Linked DNA regions of Homo sapiens: regions 1 and 3 are each linked to region 2. The links are chromatin contacts, found by Hi-C in ENCODE. All regions are on one chromosome and are shown on one strand. The core of a region is the stretch at or near the end of the contact, and the rest is flanking DNA. Distances in the headings are between cores, read along the strand shown. Region 1 holds the start of SREK1IP1 (SREK1 interacting protein 1). Region 2 holds the start of KGD4 (alpha-ketoglutarate dehydrogenase subunit 4). Region 3 holds the start of PPWD1 (peptidylprolyl isomerase domain and WD repeat containing 1).

Region 1 (4,270 bases), core at 15-2,514, 4.4 Mb before region 2:
TGCCTGGCACACAGTAGGCTTAATAAAGAGTGTACATTTCCTCTCTCACAGCTCCAGATGTACTCCTCCGCAAACTTCAGTTAGTACAAAAGCACAGTGTTCCAATAACAGCTATCTGTAGAAGGAGGTTCAAAAAGGCTGCCACAGAATAAAGAACCTGGTCAAATAATACTGGGAAGTGCAGGTTTAAACAAAGTTAGGGTTCTGAACCATAGTAATTCTATAGTTCATAGTAATTCTATAGCAATTCATAGTATTCTATTCTAATAGAATAGAATCTTTTCTATTACTAAAGTGCGCTGGGAATTTCCAAGTTGGGAGGTGGGGTGGAGAAGTGTGTATTTCTGAAAATGTCTCCTGCAATCAGTGTTCTGCAGTGGCAAAGCTGGTTTGAGGAGATGCTTTCCGCTACTAGAACTTCCAAGTAAGCTGGTAGTTGAGGACGAGAAAATCTTTTAAGTAATTATTCTGCAGAGTTCACCGTTTTTAGGTCAGTAACTTCTGGACATAGAATTTGAGAGTTAGAAGAAATCTTATATATAATTCAACAAAGCTCCTTCTTTTTATAAGGAAACTGAGGCCCAGAAGCACAAAGCGACCAATCTATGGCCACGGAGCAGCTACATACAACAGGAAGAGCTAGGAGTAGAACCCGCACACCCGGTGGGTCCTAGCGACTTCTAAGACAAACGATGCCTCCGGTTACCTGGGTCGGCCAAGTGTTCCCACTTCAAGTTTTAGTTTTAAGCCATACCACAGTTAAGGTAGTTTTTCTCGGCCGCTTGCCCCCTTAGGCCTACAGTTACAGTCTCTCCCTCCTCCCTCCCTTCCACAATACACTTTCCCTGTAATCCCAAGCAGCTGGGGCTTGGCTCCTGGGGGGAAGATAGTTATTTTCTTTCCTTCAGAGTTTATGTTTGGAGTGTAAACTTTTTCATGTAAACAAAACAAACCTGTGAATTTTAAGGCCTCCGCCTAAATCCCCATGGGCGCTGCTCCGTACACGCCGCACCCTACCCTACCCTCCCTTGCGCTCCCTTCGGAGCTCGGACGCAGAGGCCCTGTAATTGCTCCTTACCTGGGACTGCCATGACGGTGGTAAGAGGGGTAACTCGAGCCTCTGGCTTTCGAAAAGGCGCTTGCTTCCCGCCAGCTGTGAGAACAAGGCACAGTCAAAGCGGCGTTTTCCTTCCCCCAGCGCAGCAGCACCCTCGCTACGGTCGGGAAGGGCCTGTACGCCTCTAGCGACGGCAGAACCAGTAGATGCGGATGCAGTTTCCGGACGAGTCATATTGCAGAAGACACATGGTCCGAACCATTACTGATAGTTTTGGAGGGGGAGTTAGTTTGATCTGCACACGAGAGTAGTGTAAACACCGCCAACACTTATGAAGTGTCCCTTCTAATATTGTAATACAAATAACATAAATAACATTAAGCTATGGTAACTTTACGGACTTTTCTCGTTCCCTGGAGTACATTGGAATAACCCTTCTCAGGGTTAGCGGTGCTCGGGTCCGGTAACAACATGGCGGCGTCCGTGAGGGGCTCCTTTGGGCAGGGGTAGTGTTTGGTGTCCCTGTCTTGCGTGATATTGACAAACTGAAGCTTTCCTGCACCACTGGACTTAAGGAAGAGTGTACTCGTAGGCGGACAGCTTTAGTGGCCGGCCGGCCGCTCTCATCCCCCGTAAGGAGCAGAGTCCTTTGTACTGACCAAGATGAGCAACATCTACATCCAGGAGCCTCCCACGAATGGGAAGGTGAGAGCCTCATCTAGGGAACTTGGGGTCCTGGGATCCCCAAAGTGAGATTTCCCGGATTTGGGGTGGGGAGTGGGTTTCAGGATCTCGTGGTAGGAAGAGACCACGAGAAGTGTTGTCTTTACTCCTGCATGTGGACAATGTTGCATCGAAACACTGATGTTGGTACTTTTCAGGATGTACTTGAAGAAGTCAAGTGGAGATTTCTCTACCTACCAGCATTCCGGTCCTATTTAATGCTTTAACCCAACTCATGCAGCCGATTTCTGGGGTCTTAGGTTTTTAAACAGACATTTTTGAGTTTGATATATTCTTTGCTTAACTAAGGTCATTCATTCTCCATTTCTTCTACAATCATTAATTGAACGCCTGCGAGGCACTGGGCACTGTACTAGGCGCCGGAGATACAAAGATGGATGGGTAAGGTAGTTGTTTTCCCGGAAAAGCTTATAGTTTAGTTTGTGAGACAGACAGGTAAACAAAAGCCTGTATGTCTGATAAGCGTGCTTGTGGAGAAGAGACCAGGTTGCTATGGCGGTACTGAGTAGTGAACAACTGGGGAAGTTAGGAAAAGCCTCATGGAAAAGATATCTTTTGAGCTGGTTTTAAAACCTGAGATGACTGTCAGTCAGAGAAAGTGGGAAATGGGGACTATTACCACATTAGAATGGGGAAAGGTTTCTCTGATTGATTTGATGGCTAATGTATGCCAATTCCCATCCAAGATGTTTGTATGCTGTACAAGGCAGAAGAGTCTGTTGTGGAATAAGTGTCACCTGAATTCTTAAATTGAGACCTAGCTTATATCACATATGAAATTTGATGAATCAGCATATTGGAGAAAATGAGATTGGAAGTATATAGTTGAATTAAGATAAGCTAAATTTACACAACATACCATCCTGTTTGTTACATGATTGCATCATAAATAATTTATACAGTCTTTTATTCATTGACATTTGATAATGTAATGAGAGCAATTTAAAAGTGAAACCAAAAATGCTGTAATTCCCAGCAAAAATGTAATGGATATTTTATGGGCAGACCAATTCTTTCAATTCTTTGTTTGAACTTCTCCTGGGCATTGTAGATTAGTATGTCCATCCCACCCCTCACCTATCTTATTTAATATCAATGTGAAAACCCAAAATACCTACCTCCTCCTATTTCCAAATGTTTCTTGAGGGCAATATCACCCCCAGTTAATAAACACTGGTAGAGATTGAATAGATTTACCATCCTGCCAGACAGGGCCTTCACACTTGCTGTTCCTCTGTCTAATCAAGTGTTGACCTTAGCAAAGAGCCCTTTCTTATCTACTTTCTATGAAATAGCAAACTTCAATCATGCCTTGCATCCCAGCAGTCTCTGGCCCCCTTAACCTTTTTAGTTTTTTTCATGGTATTTATTAATTATTTAGTATTACTGTATCCTTCCTCCTACCTTCCCCCTATAGAATGTAAGGAACATAAGGGCAGAGACAAGCATCTGGAACAGTACTTGATACATGATAGAAGGAGTTCAGATAGGTATTGAATAAATGAATGGATGGATGAATTAATACTATATTTTTCTTAGTTTTTGAGAAGTATTAAGCATCAGTGAGTTTGAGGTTATACTGCTGGTCAAGGACAGACTTAATTGCTTTATTCTAAAGCAAGATTTGACATGGTCATATAGATGAAAAGCTTTAACAAGGATACATTCCTGAATAGATTATTCATTCAACAAATAATGATTGAGCAAATCAATTGCCAGGCTCTATGCTAGGTTTTAGGGAGACAATGGAAAGAAAACACAGCATTGACTCAGTTGTCATGAGTTAGTTGAGTGAAGTATACATTGACTGAATAATCATGCAAATAAATGTTTAATTACAAAATGTGATAAATACTATCTTCTGAACAGAAATAGGCTGAATGATAACATAAGGGCCCAAGTTTTCATCCAAAAACAGCTTGGGACTTTTTCCAGCATAAGGCTCATCAAAGATATTAAAGCTTCTAAGTTCTGTAAGGTTAAGAGTGTGGACAAAAATTTGGTCTGTGAAGAATTTGAAGCACATGTAATAAGTCTGTTCAACGAATGTTTATTGCCTTTACTATCTAATGGTACATTAGGTGCTGAAAGCGTACAGAGACATTCAGAGTAAATGGGACAAAATTCCTCCCTTCAAAGAACTTAGTATCAGCTTGGGAAGTAATTGATACATGATACCAGTGCTTGGTCCCTGGTTGTCCATAAATGTTCTGTGTTTTGCTGTAACCCTAGCCCCTGAAGATGAGGCAAAGAAATGTAGTACTTGACAGAAAGTTTTTAAGCATAAGAGGTAATTCCCTGAAGATGAAATTTCCACATATTATGATCACTTATTCTAAATTGTGTCTGGCTTCTTCACTTAGTGTAATGTTGCTTTCAAATGATAGGGGTCTGTCTTCCTGTTGTACACACTTAGTTTTTAAATATCTTGAAAATCAAAATGGCTTTATAAGTATATTTGCATATATG
Region 2 (4,081 bases), core at 1,083-3,582:
CGGTGGCTCACACCTGTAATCCCAGCACTTTGGGAGGCCAAGGTGGGCGGATCACCTGAGGTCAGGAGTTTGAGATCATTCTGGCCAACACGGAGAAACCCTGTCTCTACTAAAAATACAAAAATTAGCTGGGCGTGGTGGTGGGCACCTGTAATCCCAGCCACTCAGGAGGATGAGGCAGGAGAATCAGTTGAACCCAGGAGGCAGAGGTTGCATTGAGCTGAGATCATGCCACTGCATCCAGCCTGGGTGTCACAGCGAGACTCTGTCTCAAAAAAAAAAAAAAATTATCGGCTGGGCACGGTGGCTCACACCTGTAATCCCAGCACTTTGGGAGGCTGAGGCGGGCAGATCACGAGGTCAGGAGATGGAGACTATCCTGGCTAACACAGTGAAACCCTGTCTCTACTAAAAATACAAAAAAAATTAGCCTGGTGTGGTGGCGGGTGCCTGTAGTCCCAGCTACCTGGGAGGCTGAGGTGGGAGAATGGTGTGAACCAGGGAGGCGGAGCTTGCAGTGAGCCGAGTTGGCACCACTGCACTCCAGCCTGGGTGACAGAGCAAGACTCTGTCTCAAAAAAAAAAAGAATTACCACAGATGAATGGATAAGCAAAATGTGGTATACACATATAATGGGATTTTTTCAGCCTTAAAAAAGAAATTCTGACACATTCTACAACATGAATGAACTCTGAAGACATGCTAAGTGAAACAAGCTAATTACAAAAGGACAAATACTGTTATGGCTCCACGTACATTAAGTACCCACAGTAGTCAAATTCATAGACAGAAAGTAAAATGATAGTTGTCAGAGGCTGAGGGAAGGAGGAATAAGTTTTTGTTTAATGGGTACAGTTTCTGAAGATGGTAACAATTGCCCAACAATGTGAATGTACTTAATGTGACTGAACTGCACATTTGAAAATAATTAAAATGGGGCCAGGCGCAGTGGCTCACGCCTGTAATACCAGCACTTAGGGAGGCTGAGGTGGGTGGATCACTTGAGGCCAGGAGTTGGAGATTAGTCTGGCCAATATGGTGAAACTCTGTCTCTACCAAAAATACAAAAATTAGCCAGGCGTGGTGGCGGGCGTCTGTAATCCCAGCTACTGGGGAGGCTGAGGCTGGAGAATTGCTTGAATCCAGGAGGCAAAGGTTGCAGTGACCTGAGATCACGCCACAGCACTCCAGGCTGGGCAACAGAGCGAGACTCCGTCTCAAAAAAAAAAAAAAAAACCACAAAAACAAAACAAAACAAAACGGGTTAATGGCCTCTCTGTAGTCACTGAATCCCAATAGACCATACCTGGGTTCAGTAATTTATATTTCTAAAAAGATCCCAAGACTTAGAAATCACTGATGTATATCATCAAACACATTGGTCAAGCTTACAATACTATATATAACCTAAGCATTATCACAGAACGTAATGTAACTTTTTTTTTTTTTGAGACGGAGTCTCCCTCTGTCGCTCAGGCCGGAGTGCAGTGGCACACTCTCGGCTTACTGCAACCTCTGCCTTCTGGGTTCAAGCAATTCTCCTGCCTCACCTCCTGAGTAGCTGGGACTACAGGCGCCCGCCACCACGCCCGGCTAATTTTTGTATTTTTAGTAGAGACAGGGTTTTACAATGTTGGCCAGTCTGGTGTCGAACTCCTGACCTCAAGTGATCCGCCCGCCTCAGCCTCCCAAAGTGCTGGCATTACAGGCGTGAGCCATAGCGCCCCGCCCGTAATGTAATTTTGGGGGAAAGATATGAGTGGCTTACATTTCAAATATTTCTGAATTTTTGAGTTATCTCAACTTGAAGCAAAGGCCCAGCAGTTCGATATCAGGAGTAATAAACGGTAAAGAAAACAGAAACAAATTACAATCAAGCAATGCCAATCAGCAAGAGAGTGTGACATGGCCCTTTTTAAGCCAGAGTAAACTCTTGTGAGCTTGCCACTAACTCCCATTTTAACGAAATTATTCATTTTAGGAAACCGCAAGGTTTTTTTTTTGTTTTTCTTTAATTTTTTTAATCTTTGCAAGAGCTGTCAGATAAGAAGGTTGTATTATTTATTTGGTTCCAGATAAAATTTTGAACTATATCGAAATTATAGACTGGCTTTCTGGAAAGGAAATGGTCCTAGACAATTTATAGGCTAATGAGCAGAGACCCACCTTAACAAAATTTTGTCCCCAAAACGAAACAATAGAACACACGTGGGTGGATCCTAGTAGGGAGAAGGGGTGGGCGGGGTCAGGCACAGGGGGCGGAGCCAGCCCCACGGCGGAGGAGAGCCCAGTCCGGTCTCCGCCTCCGTGACGTCCCGGGAAGCACCGCCCACAGCTGCCCGGGACTCCAGTGATCGCCGCGGCTCGCTCGCGCCCCGGAAACTGCCCCTTCTCGGGGGTCATGATGGGCAGCAAGATGGCGTCTGCTAGTAGGGTCGTTCAGGTAAAGCAATTTGTCGCGTTTCCGCATCTTGGGCGGTAGGGACGGTGCTGACTATGGCGACGGCGTCGGGGAGTAAAGGCGGTGGCAGAGGCAGAGCGGTGACCGCGCCTCTGCGGAGGGCCAGTGACGGCGCCCGCGGGTGTGTGTGAGGATGGGACTTTGAGCCTGTTGGACCGGGCAGTGAGGTGGGTCCGGCGCCGAGGGTTCGAGCCTTGCGGCAACCGTGCAGCATCTTGGCAGGTAGGTCCTGTACCTACTGCCGGGATCCCCCGCTCCTCCGCCAGGACCTTGTTAGTCTTAGGCGTGTGCGGGTGAGGCGACCCTGGCGGTAGCCTGGCCAATCGCCGTCTAGGATTGGCTGTGGTGCCCCCGATCAGCCAATCGGAAGGAAGGCGGTAGCGGGGCGTGGAAGGAAGCGAACCCTGGATCTGACCCACTGTCCCTTCAAGGTCTCGGGAATGGTCGGGCAACTGGCCCCGCGTACTGCGTCCTCGCCGGAGCGGGTTCTCCCCAACCTCTCCAAGCGTCTGGCTACAGGCCAGATGAGGGAAATAGAAAAGTAAACTTAAGTTTAATTAGTATGTGTGTGTGTATATTAATGTGTGTGTGTGTGTGTGTGTGTGTGTGTATAAGCGTTGGTTTCACAAGCCTATTTTCCCCTGGTTTAGATAGACAGCTAAAGTAACTTTGTTAATCCACCTATCAGCTACTAACTCCTGATAGCCTTTTTATTTGTTTCTTCAGCTGTGGTTCTAACTTAGGTAAAATTATTATATAAGTGGAACACAACCTCCACTTTTGTGGTTGGTTTACATAGTCTTTGAACCCTGAAACTATATTATTTTATAATTGACTTTTATCTTTGATATGAGAAGTACATTCCGCTTTATATAAGTACATCTCTTAAAAGACCTTTTTCTAAATTCCTGAAATTGTTGTCTGAATGATAATCCTAGATCCCAGTCTTTGGTCCCATTGCAATGAATGATCCTTACTTATTCAGTAGGTAGTTACTGAGCATCAACTAGTTAAAGATTCTGTAAGGACTGAGAGACTGACAAAGGTCTGTTATCCATAATATATAACCATATGTATCAATAATATATAACAATTTAAAAATGGGTAAAAGACTTGGCGTGTTGCACAAAAGATACCCAAATGAGCAATGAACATTTTAAAAGGTGCTCAATATCATTACTTGCCAGGAAAATAAAAATTAAAACCATGAGGTCCTACACATCCACCAAAATGACTAAAATTTAGACGTCAGTGGTGATGAGAATGTGAAGCGTCTGAAACCCTCAATATTGCTGGTGGGAATATAAAATGTTATAGCCACTTTGGAAAGCTGTCAGTCTCTAATAGTTAAGCATGTATCTACCGTATGACCCAGCAATTCTACTCATAGGTTTATTGCCCAAGAGAAGTGAATGCACATACTGTCTCTGTACGTAAATGTTCACAGAAAAAAAAGAGTTACTAGCAAAGAACTGGGGTCCAGAGCTGAGGGGTTCCAGCCTGGCAGCAGGAGTGTGGCATCTCAGCAGGCAGGTACTATATATACTGCCATGGGGTCCCTGGCTCTATTTCTGATAGCCCCCAAACCACAAACAATCTCTATGTCTGTCTTTTGCATA
Region 3 (4,644 bases), core at 2,092-4,591, 3.7 Mb before region 2:
TAACATTTATAGTATTTGCGGAGAAAAAAATAAGTCTAAATTCATACCTGAATCTTTATGTCATTCCTCACTCCCTCAAAAAACCCAAAATAGAAATCACAAAAAAATAGGATGAAAACACAGAAACTTTTAAAATCTTAGATTAGGAAACACCTTTCTAAGCAAAACTAAGTAAAATCTTTACACCAAAATTTTTTTTTTAATTCTGCATGGACAAACATCTCATCAACAAAGTTAAAATTTAAAACCCCCAAACCTAGGAGAAATACTTGTAATATATATGGCAACCCAAGACCTAATTTCCTTAATATATAACAAGTGCCTACAAATTCATAAGAAGAAACCAAACAACTCACCATTAAAAAAAATTTAAAAAAGATTACCAAAAAAGTCAGGTTACCAATTACTTTGGAGGAAGAGTGGAAGGGGGAAAAGGGTTGTGGCTGGGATGGGCCAAATGGAGAGATTTCTGAGGTAATTATCAAAGTTTTATTTTTTGACTAGCATGATGGTAAGGGTGTTCACCTCATAATAATTAGTAAACTTTACGTTTATTTTGTGTCTGCATTTTTACAATAAAAAGGTAAACAACAAAAACAATTCAATAGAAACTGGCAAAGAACACAAATGAGGAATTCAAAGAAAAAACAAATACCTTTTAAATACAGAAAAAGTACATTCATAAGCTCATATATAATTTATGAAAATCCAAATTAAACAAGCATTAATTTTCATTCAGAATGGCAATAATGTAAAATTGGTAAGAGATAATACTGGCAAGCATGTGAAATAAGAGGCTTGCACTGTTGGTGGAACAATCACTTTGTATGATAATATCCATCAAAATTTTACATGCATTTCTTGTGATCCAGAAGTTCTATTCTTAGGAATAATCCTAAAGATAGATATGTCTGCATAAGTCTATACAATTATGTTTACTGGCACATTACTTAGAGAAAAAAAAACTTTAAAGGTATGAACTCTGCAACCAGACTATACAGGTTTAAATCTGTTTTGATATTTAAAAGCTATGAGACTTGGGCAAGTCACTTAAACTTTCTATGCCTCAGTTTCCTTTCCTATAAAATGAAGATAATATTAAATACTCCCTAGGGTTATGACAATTAAATGAGTATATAAATATATATATATAAGTACTGTAGCTAGCATATAAAGAGCTTTATCAGTGTTAGCTATTAACAATTTGAATGTCAACTAGTAGAAGGCTGAAAATCTCACCTGCTATACCCATAAGATACAGTTTAAGTTCACAAAGCCAAAATCAGTCATCATGAATTTTAGAATATTTTTAAGCGAAAAAGTCAAACATAAATATTTCTTTACTGACCACCAAAATACATTATCAATATGCAAAAGTAATGCAAAACTCTGCACATGTGGTGGGGGCGGAGGGTGAGGGATAAATATTCAACAAATTATCTGGCTTGGCGATTTAATGTGGCAGTAGAATAAAAACATATAGAAACATTTAAGAGTTTGCTCTCTACCGCTTGAGGATGCAAGATGTAAGCTGTATGTAACCTGGAAGAGGGTCATCAACAGAACCAGAAAATGATGGCACCCAGATCTTGAATCTCCAGCCTCTAGACCTGTGAGAAATAAATTTCAGTTGTTTAATTAAAACACACACACACACACACACACTTAAGAGTTGAACTTTTCCCGTTCCCACATTTTGTATCCTTAAACCTATCTTCCTGGAAAGGGAACAAGTCAACTTTTTGAGGTCCCCAGTTAGGACTACAATACTTAATCATTTATTGAAGAAAAACAGTATCTCTTTATTTAGGGATAATACTATACTTAAAGAAACTCGTACTATTAATTGGGAAAAGATTAATATACATGAAATAAGCAAAAAATACCCACATAATTCTAAAATACATTCATTTATTCAACAAATATGTTAATGTGTGCCATTGGTCAGACACTGGCTTTAGCTGTGTAGATGAAAAAGTCTTTGTACTTGTAGAGCTTCCATTCTCATGCAGACAATATAAATGAATGGATAACTAAATACATGATATGATTTCAGGTAGTCAGAAGTGCTATGAAATGGTAAAGTATACAACACTGCCTGCAAGTACTATCGGAATTCAGGATAGGGAAGCTTAGAAAAACCAACCCGGAAGGAATTAGTCCATAATAATGCTTAATAAATGTTAACTAGCTACATTATTATTATCATTATCATTATCATCTTCATCCTCATTATTGCATTGGTCTCTGAAAGATGAGAAGCTGTAAACATGAAGGCTAAATCGCTGTGGAGATGCTTTCAAGCATAAAAACATAAGAGTAGGAGGCAAGAACGAACAAGGGAAATTTGTGAGACACAAAAGAAAGTAGTCTGATGAGAGCAGAGGGCAGAGAAGAAATGAGACTTGCTAGGTAGAATGGTCAAATAATGGGAACCTTTGAAATAAAATAAAGTGCCTACTATGGGGGGGCAGTTCCTTCCCTGTACGTGGTGCCTATCTCAAGGCAAAAGTAGAGAAGAGATTTACGACGAGGATTTTATTAGGTTGGTGCAAAAGTAATTGCAGAGAAAAAAGAAGTGTTTTACGGAGGTCATTTTGACAAGCTGTATTTGATTTTTTAAAAAAGAGATTAAGATAATACATTTTATGTTATGTGCTTTTTACCTAATTTTTTAAAAATGAAGAAGACAGATGAGGAGGAGGAGAAAGAGTTCAGATGACTGCTAGGAGATGAAATCCTATACCAGAGAGAAGAAAGAAGAGTGACCCGTTCTGCCCTAGGTCTTTTGGTTATTTGAAGTAGCTGCTTCTCCACCCCACCCCCAGAAACAGTAACAAGCACTCACCACCTTCTTCAGAGAGTGTGTGAGAGAATAAAGGTCAGGAGAGAAAACATGTTTAGTGCATCTGAAAGGAAACCCGCGAGTTAACCACTTCCTTCTGTCCCCACCCTTCCATCTTTCTCTAAATATTGGTGAGGTTATGGAGCTTGCGTTGGCGCGCGGGAAGCCGAGAAGAACGGGACTCAAAGCCCGGCTGGGAAGTCAGGTATCTAGTTGGCCGGCGATAAGGGTTTCACCTTCAGGACTGGAGCTCCACAAGATTCAACCGTTATATCAACCTCCCCGGCCCAGGTCTTACCATCACAGCGTCACAAACTCCAGGTCGCCTAGGCGCTGCGCAGGAAGCGCTTGCCAGCCCCGGACTTCTGCGCGCGCTGCATGCCCATTGGATGTGCTCATTCCCACCCCAGCCAATCCCGAAACTCGCTCGGACGCTGACAGAAGACTGCGCCGCTGCTTTGGGATTGGTAGCTGAGTTTTGTGTCGCGCCTTTTCTGACGATGCGAACAACATGGCGGCGGAAAGTGGTAGCGATTTTCAGCAGAGACGTAGAAGGCGCCGGGACCCGGAGGAACCGGAAAAAACAGAACTCAGCGAAAGAGAGCTGGCAGTAGCAGTGGCGGTGTCCCAGGAGAACGATGAGGAGAACGAAGAGCGCTGGGTTGGACCTTTACCTGTGGAGGCAACACTGGCCAAGAAGAGGAAAGGTAGCTGCAGACATAGTACCGGGACGAATTGGAGTGCTGCGTCCGCTGAGTAGGAGGGTTCAAGCCAGATCCGAAGAGGGATGATGTGTGGAGTTTTGTGCCCTCAGAACAGAGGGCCGTCCTCTCACTTCTGGCTACTCCATACTTGCATGTCTTAACGAAATAGTGATTTAAGCGTAGTACAACGTCTTTTTGATAATATCTAACACTTTTGATCATTGATTTGTTATGACAGATGCTAAAACTAACATTTTCCTATTCTTATGTGTTTGGCTCCTCTCATTTACTCCCCACAGCAGCCACATGAAGTTGGAATTTCGAACTCTTATTTAGGTATGCAAAAGGGTACCAGTTCTCTTTAAGGCTTTAGTTCAGGAGTGGTGTTAATGTATTAATGTGTTGGGGCGCGAGAGGAAGGCGGTGCTTATTTCGAATCATGGTAGGTAAAGATAATTTCAACTCTGACACTTCCACTAATAAATTTTCGCATCTAGGGAAAATGACGTAAGCTTCCTAGATCACAGATTTGTTTTCATCCAAAACCCGAAGTCTGTGGTTTTGAAATCACGCTCTTGATACGATGGGCTGAGTCTTTTTGTCACTAACGAGGAATAATCACAAATTATTATCAAATAAAAGGGGTGGGAAAAGGGGTAGATTAAGTTTTCTTGTCTTTGTTGTTTTGTTATCTTGTTTTTCTGTGAAATGTTTTCCTTAAGTATTTAAGACATTTTAAATGTGGTCTAAGCTCAAATCGTACTTTAGCACCTTCCCTTAAAAAACTTCAATGATTTGTCATTATTTTCTCTCTCTTTTTTTTTTTTTTTTTTTTTTTTGAGACGGAGTCTCGCTCTGTCGCCCAGGCTGGAGCGCATGCAGTGGCGCTATCTCGGCTCACCGCAACCTCCGTCTCCGGGGTTCAAGCGATTCTCCTGCCTCAGCCTCCCGAGTAGCTGGGGCTACAGGCGCACGCCCAGCTAATTTTTGTATTTTTAGTAGGGACGGGGTTTCACCATGTTGGCCAGGATGGTCTTGATTTCTTGACCTCGTAATCTGCCTGCCTCGGCCTCTCAAAAGTGCTGGGATTACAGG

What was found. Hi-C counts contacts between places; a loop is a spot of excess contacts on that map. Pooled maps may share reads with other maps.
Region 1: a pooled map shows a loop between it and region 2 (5-fold over the local background). The contact joins the promoter of SREK1IP1 here to the promoter of KGD4 in region 2. A Hi-C loop is called at or near these places in 4 of 50 pooled maps.
Region 3: a pooled map shows a loop between it and region 2 (10-fold over the local background). The contact joins the promoter of PPWD1 here to the promoter of KGD4 in region 2. A Hi-C loop is called at or near these places in 4 of 50 pooled maps.

What each region holds. Positions count from the first base shown.
Region 1 is chr5:64,767,427-64,771,696 of GRCh38, forward strand. It overlaps SREK1IP1 (SREK1 interacting protein 1), which reads right to left and starts at 1,265. Exons shown (of 5, transcript NM_173829.4): 1 at 1,079-1,265. The coding sequence starts at 1,091. CWC27 (CWC27 spliceosome associated cyclophilin) reads left to right here and starts at 1,504. Exons shown (of 14, transcript NM_005869.4): 1 at 1,504-1,762. The coding sequence starts at 1,721. It overlaps LOC124900985 (a long non-coding RNA gene), which reads right to left and starts at 1,070. Exons shown (of 4, transcript XR_007058787.1): 1 at 1-1,070. RefSeq lists enhancers at 549-1,275, 647-1,846, 998-1,087, 1,238-1,557, 1,276-2,000 and a silencer at 1,016-1,310.
Region 2 is chr5:69,215,428-69,219,508 of GRCh38, forward strand. KGD4 (alpha-ketoglutarate dehydrogenase subunit 4) reads left to right here and starts at 2,333. Exons shown (of 4, transcript NM_033281.6): 1 at 2,333-2,444. The coding sequence starts at 2,403. RefSeq lists an enhancer at 2,615-2,909.
Region 3 is chr5:65,559,955-65,564,598 of GRCh38, forward strand. It overlaps PPWD1 (peptidylprolyl isomerase domain and WD repeat containing 1), which reads left to right and starts at 3,342. Exons shown (of 11, transcript NM_015342.4): 1 at 3,342-3,552. The coding sequence starts at 3,357. CENPK (centromere protein K) reads right to left here and starts at 3,214. Exons shown (of 11, transcript NM_022145.5): 1 at 3,144-3,214; 2 at 1,509-1,610. RefSeq lists enhancers at 2,469-3,130, 2,851-2,990, 3,131-3,791.